2 separate regions of the Homo sapiens genome follow, and region 1 is linked to region 2. A link is a contact called in ENCODE Hi-C or POLR2A ChIA-PET data. All regions are on one chromosome and are shown on one strand. The core of a region is the stretch at or near the end of the contact, and the rest is flanking DNA. Distances in the headings are between cores, read along the strand shown.

What was found. A loop is a pair of places that touch in the nucleus more often than their neighbours do. ChIA-PET counts read pairs that join two places held with the same protein, here RNA polymerase II (POLR2A).
Region 1: a loop to region 2 is called in a map of Calu3, with 2.1 times the contacts of the local background. The contact joins the promoter of TNS4 here to the promoter of STARD3 in region 2. A Hi-C loop is called at or near these places in 1 of 168 maps with a recorded cell type or tissue (Calu3). POLR2A ChIA-PET finds 5 or more read pairs at or near these places in 1 of 52 experiments (T-cell).

Annotation. Positions count from the first base shown.
Region 1 is chr17:40,500,273-40,502,972 of GRCh38, forward strand. TNS4 (tensin 4) reads right to left here and starts at 1,351. Exons shown (of 13, transcript NM_032865.6): 1 at 1,262-1,351.
Region 2 is chr17:39,635,771-39,638,470 of GRCh38, forward strand. It overlaps STARD3 (StAR related lipid transfer domain containing 3), which reads left to right and starts at 1,374. Exons shown (of 15, transcript NM_006804.4): 1 at 1,374-1,461. PPP1R1B (protein phosphatase 1 regulatory inhibitor subunit 1B) reads left to right here. Exons shown (of 7, transcript NM_032192.4): 7 at 46-854. The coding sequence ends at 95. It overlaps LOC124903998 (a long non-coding RNA gene), which reads right to left and starts at 1,520. Exons shown (of 2, transcript XR_007065749.1): 1 at 1,221-1,520. RefSeq lists enhancers at 1-142, 1,926-2,045 and a silencer at 1,316-1,385.

The sequences.
Region 1 (2,700 bases), core at 101-2,600, 860 kb after region 2:
AGGCAGCCCCTACGCTCCTCTTCAGCCTCCCCTCACTTTTAAGGCTCTGCGTCGCCCTTGGATGTACCAAGGCAGGGCTCCATCTTACTCCTGTATTCCTGAATGCTGCCCCCTTCGCGGCCCCGCACACTCCTCTAACTTGCTCTTTCTTGCTGTAAGTGGTGGGGAGAGTCCCTGGGCCCGGGGCTCTGTGTGGTTGGGAGGCACGGGGCGGGGGCAAGGAGGGCTCCAGCCACCTCTGCTCTATTTGTAGGTGCCCCCTACCCGCTCCCACTTCTGATTCTGACTCAGATCTCTTTCTTTGTTCCCAAGGACTCTGGGGAGTCCTGGTGCCTTGGCAAATCCCCTCTTCCGTGTCATTGCCAACCTCTTCTCCTGACTTACTCTCTCCCAATGAGCCCAGGTCAGTGAAGGGAGAGGGTGGGGCAAGGGTAAAGCCTGAGTCTCCCCCAAAGCACTTTGCCTCATTAGCCCAATCTCCACTGCACCCCCTATTTTTGAAAACTGGCTCCCGATCTTCCCATCCCTCCCACCCAGACCCGGTGACGCAGGACGTGGACCTCAGGCAGGGACCCATAGGACCAGTGAAGGCCAGCCGCCCCATCTCCCAGTCCTGTCTACCTCTGAAGTGCCCAGAGGGCTCCCAGAGCGCTGGGAGGCGAGAGGCCTGGGTTCTGTGTCCAGTCCCTTTCCATGACCTCAGGCAAGCCTCTTCTCTGTGGCCCTCAGCTCTCTCATCTATTTGCCGAGGGGCACAGGTTTAGTTCCCTTGAACTGCTGAACTCCGCGGTCTGTGATCCTGAGACCATCTCTGTCTCATCCACATCCTCCACCCCATTTCTCCCCACCTTCACTCTGAGCCCTGAGAAATGGAGAAGCTGAAGACAAAAGGTTAAATGAGGCTGGGCTCACGCCTGTAATTCCAGCACTTTGGGAGGCTAAGGTGGGAGGATCACCTGAGGTCAGGAGTTTGAGACCAGCCTGGCCAACATGGTGAAACCGCGTCTCTACTAAACATAAGAAAATTAGCCGGGCATGGTGGCAAACATCTGTAATCCCTGTTACTTGGGAGGCTGAGGCAGGAGAATCGCTTGAACCCTGGAGGCAGACGTTGGCAGTGAGCCGAGATCGCGCCACTGCACTCCAGCTTGGGTGACAGAGCAAGACTCCATCTCAAAAAAAAAAAAAAAAATGTTTAAATGAATCAGGGCCAGCAAAGGTGCTCCGTGTTCCTCTCTTCTTAAAGAATAAAGGCACCTACCTGGTGTCCACAGGTGGGCAGACTGTTGCCTTCACTACTGGCTCCTGGGACCAAGACGACTCAGAGTCCAGGTGAAGAGTCAGGAGAGGCGCCAGTTCACCTCCAGACCTGCCTTAAAAGCAGCTTGCCCGCCTTCTCTCCTCCCCTCCGGGCGGGCCCTGCACGTGGCCCTGACAGCAGTAGGCCCCACCCCTGCTGGATCCAGTGAGCTCAGGTGGGGCTGGCACAGGCAGCAGGAAGGGAAGCACTGGGTGGTGGGTTTTGGGTCTGGGTGTGTGTGAGGGGCTCCCAAGTTCCTGCTTGGGCTTCTCGTGGCACCACATGGCCAGGGAGTCCTTGCTTGGACAGGGCATAGCTAGAATCAAGGTGTGCAGTGGGCACTCCTCAGGTGCTGGCTGGGGCAGAGGCCATGGGTTGGCAGAGCTGGCAGAGAGTGAGGGCCTTGACAAAGCAGGATGCCAGTGGGCAGGAGACCCTCTGCAGTCCCCCTTTGTGCTGGGTCACACTGGGACAGGCACAGGGTAAGGGCCCACTGGAAGTAAGGCTAGGCACGAGCTTGTCTTTTCTTCTTTCTCTCCTTTTACAGTAATGACTCTAGCTTGGGATGGGGCCTCTAACTCAAGGAAAGGAGGCTGAAGTGTCTGGAGGGCTTTGAGAAGGGGCTTATAGCTGTTCCTTCACTCATGGGCTATCTCTGTCCCTCGTCTGGTCTGTGCCCCAGGGTGGAAGTTCCCTGAGGGGAGGACATTGGAGGGTGAGATCAGGAAGCCCAGAAGTCTGGTCTGGTAGCTCCTTCTCCATGGTTCCAACTCTCTCCCTGTTCTAGAGGGGCAGGGGTCCTAGAATGTTGTAAGGAGGTGTTCAGACATGGTGAGGGGAGGGTGCTGATGGCAGAGCCTGGTCTGGGAGCGGTCTGAAGTGAGGGAGCTGGCGAAGTCTCCAGCCCAGGGACTCATGGTGATCCCAGTAGGCTAATCTCAGGGGTGGGTTGCCCCATGCCCCCATTATGCCCAGTGGAAGGGCTTCTGGCCTTACAGTTTTTGATGCCCTGGGGTTTCACTGAGGCATGGTGAACTAGTGCATGGGAGGCCGGTGAGCAAAGCTATGGAAAGTTATATAAGGTGCCCCTTCCTGATGGTGACATAAAAGGTGTCCCTAGGTGTCCATGCAGCCTTGTTGGCACATGGCTTGATGAGCAATTATGTCTTTGGATGAAAAATGTGGTGCTCCTGCCCTGGAGTGGATGTCACTGCACATGGCGGCTTCCCCCATGAGGCTGTGGCTCATGATTGTGGGAGAGTGGGAGGGGCGACTCGTGAGTTTCTTGAGTGGAAGGGGCAGGTTACAGTAGGGCGAAGTGTTGGGCAGAGACTGTGGCAACTCCGGGGTAACCCTGGCCATCTCCCCTGGGGCTGGTATGGATAGCCTCTGCAGTGGTT
Region 2 (2,700 bases), core at 124-2,623:
GGTGGGTGGGGCCAGGCCCTGAGTCCCTCTCTGCTTGCCTTTCAGAGCCTGGGGAGGAACCTCAGCGCCCTTCCCCCTCTGAGCCTGGCACATAGGCACCCAGCCTGCATCTCCCAGGAGGAAGTGGAGGGGACATCGCTGTTCCCCAGAAACCCACTCTATCCTCACCCTGTTTTGTGCTCTTCCCCTCGCCTGCTAGGGCTGCGGCTTCTGACTTCTAGAAGACTAAGGCTGGTCTGTGTTTGCTTGTTTGCCCACCTTTGGCTGATACCCAGAGAACCTGGGCACTTGCTGCCTGATGCCCACCCCTGCCAGTCATTCCTCCATTCACCCAGCGGGAGGTGGGATGTGAGACAGCCCACATTGGAAAATCCAGAAAACCGGGAACAGGGATTTGCCCTTCACAATTCTACTCCCCAGATCCTCTCCCCTGGACACAGGAGACCCACAGGGCAGGACCCTAAGATCTGGGGAAAGGAGGTCCTGAGAACCTTGAGGTACCCTTAGATCCTTTTCTACCCACTTTCCTATGGAGGATTCCAAGTCACCACTTCTCTCACCGGCTTCTACCAGGGTCCAGGACTAAGGCGTTTTTCTCCATAGCCTCAACATTTTGGGAATCTTCCCTTAATCACCCTTGCTCCTCCTGGGTGCCTGGAAGATGGACTGGCAGAGACCTCTTTGTTGCGTTTTGTGCTTTGATGCCAGGAATGCCGCCTAGTTTATGTCCCCGGTGGGGCACACAGCGGGGGGCGCCAGGTTTTCCTTGTCCCCCAGCTGCTCTGCCCCTTTCCCCTTCTTCCCTGACTCCAGGCCTGAACCCCTCCCGTGCTGTAATAAATCTTTGTAAATAACTGCTGAGACTCCTCTTTCAGGGGAAGCAGGAGGAAAAGGGAGGTAATGGGGCGTCCTGATAGGGAAGGCCGGTGGTCAACCAAGGGTTAGGGTTTTGACCCTACTGTCCAATCCTCTAGTCTAGGAGTCTTTCTGGCAGACAGCAGGCTCGGGGCACTCAGAGGAAGAACTACAGAAGTTCTAGCTGCTGCTTGGGATGGCTGAAGGAGGCAGGTGGGGTGGGGAAGTCCTTCTCGAATAACTGGATTCCTCCAAAGATTTCCCCATCCCCACAGGACTCCCCTCGGGAAATTCCCCTTTTTCCCTCAGTGCCAGGCCTGTGTGGCCTAATAACGACGGCCCTGGTCTTCTTCCCACTCCCCTACCCTTAGGTAGGCCCTTAGACTCCGGCCTTTGAGTCCGCTTCTGCGCAGGGCCGGGGCTGGAGGCGGGGCGAAGGGGCGGGGCCGCAGGCGAACGCAAGTCCCGCTTCGCTCTCGGGGGCGGACTCAGCGGCGGAAGTGGCGCTGCCGGAAGATCTTCTTCCGCTCTGAGGCGCTACTGAGGCCGCGGAGCCGGACTGCGGTTGGGGCGGGAAGAGCCGGGGCCGTGGCTGACATGGAGCAGGTGGGTCCCGGAGCGGTCGCTGGGAGCGGGTGGCGTGCGAGGGCCGTCTTCCGCCGGTCGAACCCGCTTCGCCGCCCGCTGTCCGTGCTGGGTTCCGTCCGACCCTTCCCACACCCGCTGCGTCTCAGGTTCCGCCCCCTTCCTCTGTCTGGCCTCGCGCCGCCCCGCGCGGGTTGGGGTCTCCAGCAATGACTCTTGGCGACCCCGCCTATCCTGGGGAGCCCGGGGAGGACGTTCGGGATCTCCTTCCAAAGCCTCCGTCTTAACTGAGGGGAGAGGAGAGGGTGAGGTGTCTGGGTGTTATGAGCAGGGGCAGGTATGGGGAGGGGTCGGAATCTGGGGTGAGAGGAAAACATCTACGCATTCCGGTAGCTCTGCGTCTCAGTGTCATCCCGTGTCTCCCCAACTTCCTTTCGAAACGGCCGTGAATAACTTCCTAATTGGTATTAAAAGGGCCCTTTGAAGTCTTGAGTTCTTAGAGGTGCATAGTACCATTGACACTCATTTCTAATGACACGTTCCCTCACCCCGCATTTTTGGGTTAGTCAATGTCTCCTGGTTTTCTTCGTACCGCTCTGACAGTCGGTCAAAGTCCCGCTTCACGTTTTCCTCTGTCGCCCAACCCCTCGCTCTGTACACTGAATCTCAGTGGTCTTATTTTCCCCCACGGCTTCAGCTTTACACCAACTAAATACCCAGATCCACATCTTCAGCGCAGCCCTTCCCTGGAGCTCCACGCTTGCCCATCCAGCGGCCATTGGGACAGCTCTGCTTCACATGGAGCTCACTGGGTCCAAACTTGAACTGGTCTTTTCCTTGCAGATTAATTCTTCCTCTACCCCAACCCAGCCGGAAGTCTGGTAATTTCCTTACACTTTCTCCTCTCTTTCAAGTCCCACATCTTAAAAGTGACCTAGTACTGCCAACTTCCTGAACATCCTTCAAACCTGGGCCAGCTCCATCTCTTCTGTTACCACGCTGTTGATGTATTGTCAATTCCCAACAGTCCAGCCCTGGCAGCTTGCAACCCAGTCTCCAAACTGTAACTCTTGTGATCCTTTTAGAACACAAGTCTTACGGTGCCAGTTCCTTGCTGATAACCTTTTTCTGGCTTTCTATTGCCTATGTGCTGAACCCCTAGCACAATTTACACAGCTCTCTGTGATCTGACCTAGCAGTCTCCTGTGTGCACCCTAAGGTCCAATAATACGGCACTGCAGCATGCGCCATGCCTACCCT